2 separate regions of the Mus musculus genome follow, and region 2 is linked to region 1. A link is a loop called in an ENCODE intact Hi-C map of the cell type or tissue named here. Cell type or tissue: left cerebral cortex. All regions are shown on one strand.

What was found. Peaks named below come from ENCODE experiments on the same cell type or tissue, not always from the same donor. Only the 100,000 strongest peaks of a DNase experiment are listed, where the experiment ranks them.
Region 2: it touches region 1 in a loop (7-fold over the local background); 2 of 42 quality-filtered maps call a loop at or near these places.

The regions. Positions count from the first base shown.
Region 1 is chr12:95,310,916-95,318,915 of GRCm38, forward strand. No RefSeq gene overlaps it. Among named protein-coding and RNA genes, the nearest start is that of Gm26055, 64 kb to the right of the region's middle. In left cerebral cortex, no CTCF peak of the experiment used is centred here; DNase peaks (open chromatin) are centred at 4,496, 4,673, 7,416 and 7,798; H3K27ac peaks cover 2,112 bases.
Region 2 is chr12:95,484,202-95,492,201 of GRCm38, forward strand. No RefSeq gene overlaps it. Among named protein-coding and RNA genes, the nearest start is that of Gm40551, 71 kb to the right of the region's middle. In left cerebral cortex, no CTCF peak of the experiment used is centred here; DNase peaks (open chromatin) are centred at 2,492, 4,409, 4,685, 5,290 and 2 more places.

The DNA.
Region 1 (8,000 bases):
ATCAGAGAAAAGATTAGGTGACCCAATATACAGATTCTAATTTGTGTGGTGATGTGATTAATTTCTCATATATATGTCTACACCATAATGATATCTCTGTGTATTTCTCATTGAAAGGCACACCAATGTGTGCAAGGCTTGATTTTTGCTTAGATTTAGAAAGTAATCCTTTCTGGAGACAAAGGAATAGAACCCTAAAGAGAATGAATGGGGCAGGAGTGGAAGCATGACTATCCACATAGCATCAACACTGATGAAGTAGATAATACTCATCCGTGTTATACTCAGTCTACACTCACTTTTTAGTTCAGTTCAGTACCGCTAACCATGAAATGACACTGCCTAAACTCACGGTGGTTGTTTCTACTTCCATTAACCTAGTGTAGATAATTCCTCACAGGTAACTTCTCACAGACATATCCAGAAGCTTGTCCCTTCAGTCATCTATATCCTATCAAGTTGAGAGCATTAACCATTACTTGAATTGTGAGAAGCTAAGTGTCAAGCAAGATAACAAGAAAAAAATGTTTAAGTCTAGTGAATCATGGAAGAGAGAGAAATGGGCCCTTTAGGTAAACTATCAATATTTAAGGAAAATGAGTTTGCTTGAAGCATGACAACAAACAATACAGTATATAGCAGGTCCCTGGGTATAGGTAACTCTTAATTTTTATTTCTGTGACATCAGTTTAATTCCTTTGGTTTATCAAATATCAAACAAGGAGAAGACAAATATGGTCCATGTTAGGAGATTATTTCTTGGGGTATAAAAGTTGAAGTTCTGATACAAGTTTCTTTGAGCATCTTATTCAACATAGAAGTGTGTCAGTTTTGAGGTGGCATGTACTTGACTCCCTTCACAATTGAATACATAAATATGGGTAAGATACAGTGTAGCCTCATGGGAGCAGGCACATTGTGGAATCTGAAGTGTGTTTCAAAAATTATGAGCTTTTGTTTTAAGCTGGGTGCAATTGTTGCATATGAAAAGTATATCTACGTACATAGGCAGGGTTTTGTCTTATATGACAGCTATTCCATACTACAGCATTACACTACTTCATGGCCATCAGTTGCTTCTGATCACTTAATAATGTAGGAGGCAGAACTTGCTCCCTCCAATGAGTGACAGTGATTTAATGCTGCCTGAAAACTAGTCCTACCAACCATGCCTTGATTCAAGCAATGAGTAGAAATCTCCTAATGACAAGGTGTAATTAAATGCTTCAAATTTGTTTAATATAATGAATATCGAGATAAGAAGCAACAAAGCAAAATAGTGGGTTTTTAGTTTAGGTGGAATATTGAAATCATTACATTAGTTAACAAATGATGGAACTATCATCTTTATACAAGAGAAAAGCTATTTTTAAAACACTTTTTGTTTTTTTAAGTGTTATTTCAAGTGCTATTTCCAACAATACAGTATTATTCTATTATAATCAACTATATTTTCTAACAAGATTTTTTAGTCCAACTTTGTTTCCTAGCCAAATAAAACCAAGGTCGACATAATTTTGAACATTATTTTTACTGATGAAATGAGAACAGTAAGACAAGATGAAAGCAATTCTCAAATTTATATTGAATTGTCTAATTTTCTATGAGTGTTTTTAAGAGAAATTTTAATAAAAATATTTTAAGCACGTTGTCTTGATATGTAAAGTGTTTAACATCTATTTTATTGTCTATTGGATGAATAACCTACTCTCTTCCAGATTTTCAATACAGCACACATTATAGATGTTGTAGGTTTGGTTTCATATCAGCAATAAAGAAGGCATTGCAATAAAGTAAGCCCACATGAATTTTTTAGTTCTTCAGTGTATATAAAAGTTATGCTTATATTCCAGTGTAGTCTAAAACTGTGCAGTAACATCAGGTCTAAAACAGTAAAGTACATGCCATCATTCAAGTACTTTATTGTTAAAAACTAGTAATAAGAGTTTGAACTTTTTTGTGAGTTACATTGTGGTGGTCAGGGTCTTGATCAGTGTTGGTATCCTTTAAGTAAGGTGGGTCTTATGATATGTTCTCTGTTTATTTGAAAATAAATTCTTCTTTCATACAATAAACCCTGGCCACAATTTCCCCAGCCTCCACTCCTTCAAGCTTCCTGTCAACTTACTCTCCCTGAGAGCCACTTCCCCTTTGTTTTTCTTCAGAGAGACCTTCCAAGAAATAACAACTGAACAGTACAAAACAAGATAAAACAGGACGAAATGAAAGCCCTTATATGGGTCTTGAAAAGGTAATTCAATAGAAGGAAAGGAGAAACAAGAGCAGGCCACAGAGTCAGAGACACACCTGCCCCCACTGTTAGGAGTCCCACAAATGAGAAGTAATATACTGAACATATAACCGAGGACCTAGCACAGAATCAAGCCTATCCTGCATGGGTTGCAGGTTTGGTGAGCCCTGCTTCGTTTATTCAGTGGACCATGTTCTCTTGGTGTCCTTTATCTTCTCTGATGCCCACAGTGTTTTTCTCACATTCTTCTGCTGGGCTCCTGGAGCTCCAGGGGGAGACAAGGGGAAGGACCAGATAGAGACCTCAGATTCAGACTCTCTCTTCATAACATCTGTCTGTGGGTTGCTGCACGCACTTCCATCTTCTACTGGAGGGAGGTACCTTTTTATGAGTATAGAAGACTACCATTTGGAAACATTTCCTTGATTATTTTTTCCCAGTTGCATTTGGATTTTCCGCAGATCTCTGAGGCATCCAGTCTCCCTCAGATTCCAGCATATCTAAGCAATATAAACCATAGGCTCCCTCTCAAAGCTTTGTGGTTGTATTGGTGCCTGGATTGCTCTCTTTATACACTGATGAACCAAAAATACTTTTCAGACCAAAAATACTAGAACATAGGGTTGAAGGCTCCATGTAGGCATCATCTAGAGCCCTTTACACTCAATAAGCGGTAAGGATATTGACCTTAGCAAGTGGGCCCCACTGCCAATTTTCAGAAAGCAAATTTCTGTTCTAGCATCTGCCTGGGTTGTTTAGAGATCTTTAAGGCACCTCCTCAACCAAAAACTCAATCGAATGTCAACCAGTTCCACCACTGGAAACCTTGCCTGGGTAAAAATTTGGCAATTCCCATCTCCACAGCCACCATTACTAGGAGCCCCCACTAGAGTCTCCCTCATAGATTCTAGAAGGTTACACTACACTGTTTACACAGCGCCCACCATCTGGCAACAAAGAAATTTGTCACAGCATTCTTGAAAGATTCCGTAGTGTTTTGTTGTGGTGCTGATTGTGTTGGTGTTAATACTGCTTGTTGGTTTGTTTGAGACAGGCCCTCACTCTGTCACCTGTGCTGACCCCAAACTCATAGTAATCCTCTACTGAATCCTTCCATGTTAGGGTGACATACAGGAGCCATCATAACCAGGACTCTTACTTTGTAGGGTTTCATACTCTGTGCTAGCATTTTGCACAAATTGAAGTCACAGAGAGTAAAATCAGTCCTCTCTAAACACTTGCTGCTGTGTCAGCTGAGCTTCTATAATGCCACAGACTTTGACACCACCTTCATCGGAAGCCCCTGCCATCTGAATGTAACTTTCTTTGCTCTTCTGTCAGAATGGATTCCTAGTCTGGAATCCTTTTTCCACACAGCAGAAGCTCAGTCCCCTTTCCAAATTCAGCTGTAAATTTTTGTTCTTCTATTGCTCCCACTATCTACTTGATCTTTCTCTAGTGAAGTTTTGAACTCCCATTGATTACCCAAAAGAGCTGAAATCTACTTCTGCAAACTCCTGTTCATATTGACTTTTGTCCCTCATGCTGTCAATTACAAACAATATCAATGACAACAAGAATATGTGCTGAGGATCAAACCCAGGTTCACAGGGTTTGACAGAAAAATATCTCTACTCAGAGAACTCTCTCAGCTCCCTGTAAAGCTTTACCATTTAAAGAATACTTGCTACCTGGTTCTGTATTAAGAGTTTCAAAAGTATTATCTTTCCCTTCATTCCCATCAATTGTTCGAAAAAGGCTTCAGAATCTCATTTAAGACACGGAACAACAAGGTGTAGTTCTGCACACCTTTAATCTAAGCACTTGAGAAGCATAGGTGGGTGGATGTCTGGGAGTATCAGGCCAGTCTAATGCACTACAGGACAGCCAGGGCTATGCAGAAAGACCCTTATAAAACTAAATAGACACTGCTCAGAACTTCATACTGTGCTCTAATCAATATAACCTGAGGAATCACAAAGCTCAGAGTAACATAGAAGCCTGCCCAGTTGCTTTAACAATGAAGTCAAGCTGCAAGGAAGAATGAAATCTCCGTATGCTATAAGTTTTAGAAGACTACTTCAGAATGATTATGTTTAGGCATGATTTCCTGAAAATCAATGGCCAAAACCAAGTCTGGAAGAGTAGGTAGCAGCAGATGAGATCTGTAGCAGATCAGAGTAGGACAGTCAAAAAGTGGGACTGCGGGAAACCAGAATAAACTATCCCAGACCATGCCTATGTGCCATAAGGATTATTTTGAGCTCATTATTTTAAGAAAGTACAGACACAGGAAATGTTCTGAATCTAAGTAGAACTTGTCCTTTCTAAATGGACTTGGCAATCTTAGAAGAGAGCTCTCTTTATAAATCTTTCTTCTTGTACTGTGAAACAAGGCTGAGAAATCACTGGAGGAAGCAGAATGACAGAAGCACCAAAGACAGAAGTTAGCCAAACTAACCACCCCCCCTTTTCTGTGCCTTTTCTAGGCAGCTCCCCTCTATTGCCTTCCTAACACCCTTATTCCTTTCAGGAGAAATCTGTATTGAAGCCAAAAATCACCTCCTGTACTAGTTACTCATGCTAGAGTTACATTTCTTCCTGTAGCAACTCAACACAGGAAGGGCTTATTTTGGTTTACATGCACTGGTAGGGATACCATCCAAGATAGAAGAGAAGATGGCTTGCAGGAGCTTGAGGCAGCTAGTAACATTGCATTCATAGTAAGCATAAAGAAATGGATCTTGTTGTTGTTGTTTGTTTCCTGGTCTGTCTTTTTATTTGTTTTTTGTTTTTTGTTTGTTTATTTGTGTTCTGCTTTAATTCAGTTCAGGGTCACAGTCCATGGAATCAAGACACCCATTTTAAGAGTATATCTTCCCATCTCAGTTAACTTAACTCAGAAACATACAGAGAGTCCCAGAAGCTTGTCTTCTAGATGTTTATAGACCCTGGTAAATTGACTTTCAACATTAACCACTTAACCTTCCATAACTTTACTCATCTAAGTATCTACAGAATACACATGAAGTACCAAAACTTCATACATATGCGTGGTTTTCCCTTGTTATTCCAATGTTCTGCACAAAATTAAATCACCCTGACTAATCCATCTCAGTGAAGAATTAAAAAGATTATAGAGGTAAAATTATTTTCTTGTTCTATCATTGGCAGCACCTAGCCACAAGAGTCAAAGAACAAAAGAATACGCAATCTGAGGAACCAAATGTTGGTGTAATTTGGCTTATGGTTCAAAATGATAGAACTCAACATGGTGGAGGAAGCAGGAGAACAGAATAGAGATGCCTCTGGACTTGTTATATACATAGTTGAGAAAATTAAAGAATAGGAAATGGAATCAAGCCATAACTTCTGAAAGCTTATCATCAGTGTTCCACTTCCTCAAGTGAAAAATCCACCTTCTAAATGTTCCACCATCTTGTTAAAAATAGCCATCAGGAGGAATCAAGTATTTCACCGCATCAATCTTGGGAAGAACATTTTATATCCAAACCATAGACTTACCAAAGAAGAAAGGCTTGCAAGGGAAAATATCAAGAGATTAGAATGGTCTCTCAAATGAGAGACTATAAAGGTAAATTCTAAATGTAAGAATGATAAGGACCTTAAATAAAATCAGATAGAAGAACCATTAGTTTCAGGGTTAGTTAAAAAAAAAAATAGAAACACGGGGCAAATAACTGGATTCTGTACATATTGTCTGTTCCCATAGCAACATACCAGCATTGCTACAAAATTTACAAAAGCCCCCAATGGTTTTATGTTGTAAACTTGGAATTCTCTCCTACTACCAAACACTGCTTACCAGCTGTTCCCACTTACTAGCATGTATCAGAATTACTGAGGAGATATTGTGACAGTTTGCTGGCCTTGACTCAAGAATTTCTGGATGGGTAAATCTGAGGTATTGGCCAGACAATCTTTCTCATTAATCCAGATAGTAAAGATGCTGCTAGAATAGGAGTCACAGTATAAGGAACTATATATTAAACAAAATGGAAGAAAATCATCACTATCAGTGAAAATGTGGAGAATATGGAGATCTAATAAAAGAGTGTTTTTTCCCAAAATTTTATTAATTAATGTGTGGTTTTGTGTTTGCTTGTGTGTGCGTGTGTGTGTACATGTGTGTGTGTGTTTGAGAGAGAGAGAGAGAAGGAGGGAGAGAGCATAAAAGATTAAAATGTATAAATGTATAACTGTAACACAATTGTGAGGAGGAGATATTACTCCTATAATAATTTTATGACGTATTTATCATTTTCTTTATACATAATATATTCATTTCTAGTATCTCAATAAATATAACTCAATGGGGTCTAAAATAGTTATTTCTACAGTTGATTCAGGATAAACTCTAGAACTGATGGTATATTTTGTCTGGGAAAGAAAGAAAGACAAACATCTGTCATCATCATCATTAGCTTGTCAGGAAACAGAAAGGCCATGTTTATTGATAAAATATTGCCCCAAAGGAGAGATTGCAAATCTATCCTTATTATCTACTACTTTAGGGACACAGAAAGTTCAGAGCCAACCAGTAACTCCTTTGGGGATTATTTGAGCTTACTTTTTAATTTTTTTAAATTTTTTATTAGATATTTTCTTTATATACATTTCAAATGCCATCCTGAAAGTTCCCTATACCCTCCCTCTGCCCTGCTTAGCTACCCACCCACTCCCACTTCTTGGCCATGGCATTCCCCTGTACTGGAGCATATAAAGTTTTCAAGACCAAGGGGCCTCTTTTCCCAGTGATGGCTAACTAGGCCATCTTCTGCTATATATGCAGCTAAAGATAAGAGCTCTGGGGGTAATGGTTAGTTCATAATTTTGTTCCACCTATAGGGTTGCAGACCCCTTCAGCTCCTTGGGTGCTTTCTCTAGCTTCTCCATTGGGTGACCTTTCACCTATGCAGCAAGATAAAGATACCCTGGGGATTATGAAAGATACTCATACTAAGTACATGCTTGTGTTATATAACCATGGAGAAACTCCCTTAATGTCCAGGCAAAAGACACTCAAACACAAGGTATAGCAAACCTGTCTCCATGAAGGGAAAAGGGAAGCCTGGGAGGCAGAAGAAGGAAAGGACAAGTTAAAAAGTCCCGTGGGAGATTAAAGGTTCCTGTGACACTTCAAATTATGTTAGCCTTACTCCCACACAGGATTGAATTTAGCTGAAAAAAAAAAAGAATCCACTATTGCTTTCTTTCTCTTTTTCCAAAATAACATTAAATTTATTTCAACAGGCTGTCGGAGCTACTCGGGTTTGTTATGAGCAGATGAAAATCCATCATCAGCCAATGACAGACCCTGACTTTTCCTCACTCCAATTTAAGGCGTGAGTGCAAGCAGCTGCAGTATTCCTGTCAAAACTTAGGCATTTCAATGGCAAGTCTCCCTCTACAAAGATTGAAAGTTGGCCCCTATTCCTATATCTCCAAGTCACCTATCAGAAAACCTGCTTCCTTACCACCTTCCTGAATGCAGAGACATTCATTATATCATAGAGGGACAGAGATACCCTTAAGCCAGATACACTGGGCTTCTGATCTCATCTGTCCCCAGAGGTTAATCAGACCTAGGCTTGAAGTGATTTTTTCACTGAAGAGCTATGTGAACCCTCTATTGCTGCCTATGACTCATTATCTGAGTTGAGCACGCCTTTTCATGTAATCAGAACTTCAGCACGATTTTTGCAGAATGCTCTGTCTTTTACCATCA
Region 2 (8,000 bases), 170 kb after region 1:
ATTAGTTAGGTCATCATCAGTATCGATTACTGACTTTGTCTCTTATAAATTACATCAAAACCTCATATTTTCCAGGTTCATTCTGTTAAGATGTATAAAAGATATCTTAGGTTTGTAGGTCTGGGGAGGACTTGAGGGAGAGACAAATAGGAGAGGGATCTAGACTTGGTCAGGGGCAGGGATCTCTGGGACAAGCCAGAAACTGAGGACATGGAAACTCCCAGGAATCTATGAAAGTGACCCTAGCTCTGACTACTAGCCACAGGGGATATGAAATCTGAAACAGCCGCCACCCATAATCAGGCATGACTTCCAATGGAGGGATGGAAATACCAACCCAGTCATAGTAATCTTCCACTGAAAAATTTCCCTGTCTACAAGATATGAAGGGATAAAGAATGAGCAGAAATGATAGGAATGGCCAACAAATGGCTGGCCCAACTTAAAAACAATGTCTTCAGAGAAAGCCCACAATGGATGCTATTCATGATATTCTGCTATACTTGTAGACAGGAGCCAAGTATAACGATAATCTTAAGGCCTCACCCAGCAGCTGATGGAAACAGACAAAGAGACCCACAGGCAAACATTAAGTGGAGCTCAGGGACTCTTGTGGAAGAGGGTGAAAACGGATTCAAGGAGCCAGAGACATCAAAGAGACCACAACAAAACTTACAAAATCAACTAATCTGGGCCCATATTTTTTTTCCCAGAAACTGAACCATCAACTAGAGAACAGAAGCCTACATGGGAAGGATCTAATGGGTTGAGGTCTCCCCATCTCTGAAGAAAAAGGGTAGGGGTAGCAGAGGTGATAGAGTGGGACTGGAGGAGAGGGGGAAAGCAGATATAGGAATGTAAAGAATATGCAATAGTGTCTGGGTTTGGTGGTTGTATATAGGATGGATGTTTGCTGACAGGACCCTGATATAGCTCTCTCTTGTGAGGCTATGCCAGTGCCTGGAAAATACAAAAGTGGATGCTCACAGTCATCAATGGGATGGAACACAGGGCCCCTAATGAAGGAGCTGGAGAAAGTACCCAAGAAGCTAAAGGGTTTGCAGCCATATAGGAGGAACAACAATATGAACTAACCAGTACCTTTGAGAACTGTGTCTCTAGGTGCATATGTAGCAGAGGATGACCCAGTCAGCCATCAATAGGAGGAGAAGCCCTTGGTCTTGTCATGATCATATGCCCCAGTACAGGGGAATGGCAGAGCCAGGAAGTAGGAATGGGTGGGTTTGGGATCAGGGTGGTGAGGGAGAGGGTGTAGGAGACTTTCAGGATAGCATTTGAAATATAAATGAAGAAAATATCTAATAAAAAAAGGAAAAAAAAGAAATAAGGAATGTAAAGTAAATTAATTAATTTATTAATGGGGAAAAATAAAGATGGCATGAGATGTAGTTACCCTATATATAAATGTCTACACCCAGAGATTACAGAATCTCATAGCTAAGTGTGCATTCAAACAGGCAATGAAACATCAGATAAATCAGGAAGAGACCTTATAGAATTTGCAAAGTAGCAGGAATCATTTTGTGAACTGAAGAGCTGATCCTTGAGGTTGAGTCTGATGAGTTTCTTATAGGAAGGTGGCAGGGGTGGGGGTGGGGAGGGGGGATCTTTGAAGTATCAGAATTGAATTGTGAAAGCACCTTTCTCTGGAAAGAGTTGGCCAGGATCTAAGCAGGAAGGATTTCTATGACTCAGTTGTACATTTTTTGTCCATAGAAGAATATTACAGTGACCACATCATATAATTTAAATATATGTATAGATATTTAAGTTGTTTTCAATAGTTAATAGTGAAAAGTGCTGAACATAATTTTGCTGTTGTAACTTTAAGAAAATTCTAAAGTAAGGATTTACCAGGCTTTTAGATACCAATGAAGTTAAAGATAATTTTGGTAATGAAGAATGGTCTCCATAGGATTGAAATGCTTGTAAGAAAGCACTCATTTTTCCTCCTCCTGGGTAAGGAAAGTCAGACAGACTTAGGAAAATTAGATTTTCACATCCATATTCTACTTTTGTCTAGCACATAGCTACCTAAAAATATCCATCCTATTGTTATTGATAGGAATGTGGGAGTGTTAATGCATTCTCCATATGTGTTGTATAACAATAAAGAGTTAAGAAAATTCACACATTGGGAAAATAGTTAGTAAGCACAGAGGGTGGTCCTGGCATTGTATGCTGTCATTGGCATAAAGGAAAATTACACTCACAGGGAGACACAAATTTCATTTGAGAGTTGCAATTATCTAATCAGTGAAAGAATATGTTTCAGTTTTATAATTTATCCCAAGCCAGCACATAGACTGTTATAAAGAAAATAATCCCCCCCAACACACACCACACAAGAGATAATGTTAGCTCCTTCCCTGGATGCATCATTCCCTCTATTTGAATTCCATGCACTTACAAAAAGCAAGTAGAGTAGGCAGTTCTAATTTTGTTGAAGTAGTTTTTGGTTATATCAGGCCTGATGACCAAGTGTCTAAGTGAGCATGAGAATTTTTATTTAGCTCAACCTTCTGAGATGCTTCTCCAAGCATACTGGGAAGGATATTTTGGGAAATTTTTCATGGTTCTTGTTATACTGAGTATTGCAAGATATACAAGGAAATTTCCAGGTCTACTAGATTCTCTAAAGGTTTGTGTGACAGAATCTGTATACACTAGCAAAGAATGTAACGTGGGATGACATGTGTTGTTGCTTGAACAGTCCATCTAATGAGCCTGAATAGAGTTGGTGTGTCTGTAGTTTCTAAGAATTTCATCTGACTTGAATACTAATCAATACATCATTAGCCAGCATATTTTTTTCCTTCTGGGATTGTTGTGACAACTGCCTCTATAACATGACTTTGCAATTTGGACACTACTGGAAACTTTAGGTAGATGCTGTTTTGGGGGAGTTGTTCTTTTTTTTTTAATATTTTTTATTATTACGTATTTTCCTCAATTACATTTAGAATGCTATCGCAAAAGTCCCCCATACCGTCCCCCACCACTTCCCTACCCACCCATTCCCATTTTTTTTTTTTTTGGCCCTAGAATTTCCCTGTACTGGGGCATATAAAGTTTGCGTGTCCAATGGGCCTCTCTTTCCAGTGATGGCCGACTAGGCCATCTTTTGATACATATGCAGCTAGAGTCAAGAGCTCCGGGGTACTGGTTAGTTCATAATGTTGTTGCACCTACAGGGTTGCAGATCTCTTTAGCTCCTTGGATACTTTCTCTAGCTCCTCCATTGGAGGCCCTGTGCTCCATCCAATAGCTGACTGTGAGCATCTACTTATGTGTTTGCTAGGCTCCGGCCTAGTCTCACAAGAGACAGCTATATCACGGTCCTTTCAGCAAAATCTTGCTAGTGTATGCAATGGTGTCATCGTTTGGAGGCTAATTATGGGATGGATCTCTGGATATGGTAGTCTCTAGATGCTCCATCCTTTTGTCTCAGCTCCAAACTTTGTCTCTGTAACTCCTTCCATGGGTGATTGTTTCCAATTCTAAGAAGGGGCAAAGTGTCCGCACTTTGGTCTTCGTTCTTCTTCAGTTTCATGTGTTTTGCAAATTGTATCTTATATCTCAGGTATACTAAGTTTCTGGGCTAATATCCACTTATCAGTGAGTACATATCATTTGAGTTCTTTTGTGATTGTGTTACCTCACTCAGGATGATGCCCTCCAGGTCCATCTATTTGCCTAGGAATTTCATAAATTTGTTCTTTTTAATAGTTGTTCTATGCACTTCAGGATGCCATGCAACATCCCTGGTCTGTGTCTCTACTAACTACACTCAAAAGCACTCACTTTTAACAACAGCCCAAACTTCCAAAACAGTCTGTCAAAAGTCTCCTATGACTTAATATTGCTCTCTGTCCCCTTCTAGGAAGCACTTATCTAGGCTAAAGTGTCTCACACATACCTTAGCAACACACCTTGTGAAAATTACCAAGCCAAACGAAGTTGCTTTGGAAGGGAATTCAGCAGAGAATCTAGCAATGACAGTGAGTGCCATAAACTGTGCATTTAAGATACCTAGAGAATGACAACAGTAAGTGTAAATTGCTAGACACAGTCTAGGACTGAAATGAAAAAAATTGAACTCAGCACAGTTACAGATGACCATACTTGTATGTTCTCCCCAGTGAACTTAGAACTGAAGTTCTTTGAGTACCATGGAACAGAATTCGTGGTGGGAATCAATGGGGTATTTTATTCTGGAAGTTAGGAGGAAGTGAGGAGAAATGGGACTCTTCTACACCAGGCTCCATATTTGTCTCCTCTCTAACATTCTTGGCTTTGTGTGATTCCATTTGCTTCATGGCTCAGAGAGCAGTCATTGCTCACCAGCAGGCTAGGAAAATATGAGCTGAGTTCATCGGATTTCCTCTGTAGGGAGAACAAAGTAGAAAAGCCAACTGAATTTGACAAGCTGGAAACCAACTCGAGGGACAGACAAACAGTGGAGTCACCAGAATAGCAGCACACTGTGCTCTGTCTTTGCACAGGTCCTGAGCTTTGTGGCTTCCTGAAAACAAACTTCCCAGCTCTCCTAGTGTTTATGTGGTTGATTTCTTAAAATGTCCCGTTACTTGCTGTAAAAGTAACTGTGTGGGGGATGTTGCTTTCAGTACTAGATTTTTATCACTTTGGAAAATTCTGCCTTGTGCACTGGTGCAAAAATTTCACTATGTTTTCTTTTCTGTTTTGGACCCATGTCAGTAGGAGTAAGAAAGATTTGGTCACTGCTTTGTCACCTCCATGACTTCCAAACCCACAGTATTGATGTTTCTATAAAGATAGACATTTGCCAAAGTCATTTACTTAATGATGACTATAAAGTATATGGATAACATGACCTTTGTGTGTGTTTTCCTAAGTATATTGAACTTGAAATAAATCGTACATTATTTGAGTACACTGAAGTAAAATGTTAATCCAATGATCTGTTGCTATTTCATCTGACATGGATGTTTAATGTGACCTAACAAATTAAAGTAACCATGATTTTATGAGGTAGAAACCGTATCATGGTAGATGTTCAATAGCTAAAGATGGTGGCTAAGGGACATAGGTGTCCAGTTTAATTTTTATGCCAAGTAACTCATTGTGTTCTCCACCCTGGATTTCTCAATTTCTCTTTCAGATGCAACATAAAAATATCTATTTTGTGTGCATGTAAATGGGATTGAAGTCCTCCAGTGAAGCTCAAATTAGAAATGTTCCCAAAACCTTGGGAAAGGGAGGTTTTAAGGAGGGTTTTTCCATGTGCCAAATGGGCTCTGTTTCCTTTTCAAAGAAAGAAATGTGCTGCAACTGCAGACTGATTTATCAGAACTGCTGTGGTATTCAGAAGTGACTCACCAGCCAGGACAATACAAGCCATCCTCATAAATTACATGTCGTCATCGCCCACATGTATAAACATCCATAAAGTATGTGGAAAATCACAACACCAAAAATTAAATAAATAAATAAAGTAAGGTAAAGTGTCTGAGGGATAGCATATTTATTAAAAAATTCTAAAGTTACAGTCTGGCTTAATCTTTCTCCTTTAAGAATATTAATAAATTAGTCTAAGTATGCATAGTTACTAAATTAGTCTATTTTTGTTACTATGAAAAAATATCCGAGGAAAAACAACTCAAGGACAGTTCTAAAGGTATTGAGCCCATCATGACAAGTAAAACATGGTAACACCAACACTAATTAGTGTGATCATATGTATTCATACTCAAGAGGCAGAGAAAGAACAAAACATTAGAAGCAGATTACATAAATTCAAAGATGTCCCATCGATGTACTTCCTTCAAAAGGTTTCATTTCTAAAGGTTGCATAATCTTCCCAAACAGCATTATCAGCTAGGGAACTGATGTTTAAATACCTGACCCATTTCACATTCAATCCACAGCAATTATATAAATTGGAAAAGGGTATTCCATATGGCAGTCATCTTGAAATGAAGTTAATCATTGCTTTTGTAGAGACCTCTGTTTAAATTGTTACTCTAATTAAGGACTATTAAAAGACAGTTGAGCCATGTGCTCTTATAATTCTCCTAAATGTACCTGTCTATTTAGGTTAAGAATAAATGTTATTAAAAGATAGATTCAAAATGATATTCATGACATATATTAACTTATATTTTATTAGTATGGGCATATTATACTTTGACTGGTGAAAAGATGATTAAGAATTAAGAATTAAAAGATATGTACCTGTCATGTGTAAAATCCTTCTTTGGTATTTCTGTGTATTATTACTGTCAGAGGGAAGAGAATGCTTTCAGCATGAAATCTGTAAAGGGCGTGGACTCTAAGAGTCTGTAGATATGGTGGGTGGTATATATTCTAGGAATCATGCTGCTGTGTAGAGATTTGGAGTAATTAAGCACTAGGAGTCCATCTGTATTTACTTAATTATATTCTTAATTTATTGCTTTTGTTTGTCACATAGTAGTGCCCCCTTATCTGTGGATTCACATATGTGGTTTCAGTCAACTGGGTTACATCAAATAGTAAGTATAAATTGTCTGAATCAATGCCACCTCTGAACTCTGGCTTTTGAGTAGCATGATGGCATTTGACACTGCCTTGCCCTGTGCTGTTTAGGTCTCCAGTCACTGCTTTATCACGTTACCCCTGCTTTGTCTGCCTCTTACCTTTCAGTAACAGCCTCTAGGTTATGAGCTAGAATGGGATATTGTCTCTATTTTCGATGGCGATCATGCCAAAAGAAAATGATTCTAGGAGGCATGAAACACTGAAGGGCGAATTAACTCTGGTGGAATGTCGAAGTACTGTAGGACATATCACTTATCACAGTCTATAAAGAGTTCTTGAGAAGTCAAGTCCTTTCTCTCCTAGAGCTACTAAGAAGACACAACATGCATCTTCCTGTCTCATTCTGATTCTGTCATAAGATACTCTGATTGAAACCAATGTGAGAGGCAAAAGATATATTTGGCATACATTTCCAGGTCACAAGCCATCTCTGAGGTTAAGTCAGGGCAGGAACCTTAGAGCACAAAACATGGAGGAGTGCCACTTCCTGGCTCGTTCAGAGGCTTATGTTTAAATAGGTTTATTTTCAACCCAGGGCTATCTGTCTACGGGTGGTACTGCTCAAATAGGCTAGACCCTCCTACATCAATTAATAATCAAATCATTTTCCCACAGATAGGCAGATAAGCCAATCTAACTGAGGTAGTGCCTCTATTATAGCTCTGTATACTTTTTCAAGTTAACAATTCATGCTAACTAAGAGTGCAAACTAATTCAGAATTACATTTTGTTTTATTGTTTCTATTTAACTCCAATTATTTTTTAATCCAGGAAAACTCAGTAAGATTGAAAAAGAATTGTGCTGTTGAAGCAATGTTTTGTATCTCTTAAATGTGTGAATTATTCCTCTTGTTAACACTTAACCAGTTGAGACACTCTGAGTCATTTTGTTTCAGACTCTCTTTCAGGGCTTGTTGTTCAGAGGATGACAGCATGACACCCTTCAAATGAAATCCCAGTAGATTCTTAGAATTCTGTTGCAAATGTTATTTCTCCCATAATTTGGCCAACAATCAAATGGCACAAACTAGATCAGGTTTCCATTTTCTTCCATATTTAATTTGGTTTTAGGCAAAAGCTACTGTCTCCTTTTGATTCATCTTTACTAAAAAACTTTTGTCGAAAGAGACAAAAGAAAGAAAGAAAGAAAAACATACTCAAGTCATCTAGTTCAACAGCTGCTTTACAGAATTCTAGGGAAAGAATCCTTGTGGGATTTACACATATGAGTCATTAGTGAAAAAGCTAGTGATTCATATGTATTCATGCCCATTCCTGTGTTAAAAAGGGGATCCTCTCTCATGTATGTATTAGCTTTTGCCTTAATGACAGATGTACTGGCTGGTTTTGTGTGTCAACTTGACAAAGGCTGGAGTTATAACAGAGAAAGGAGCTTCAGTTGGGGAAGTGCCTTCATG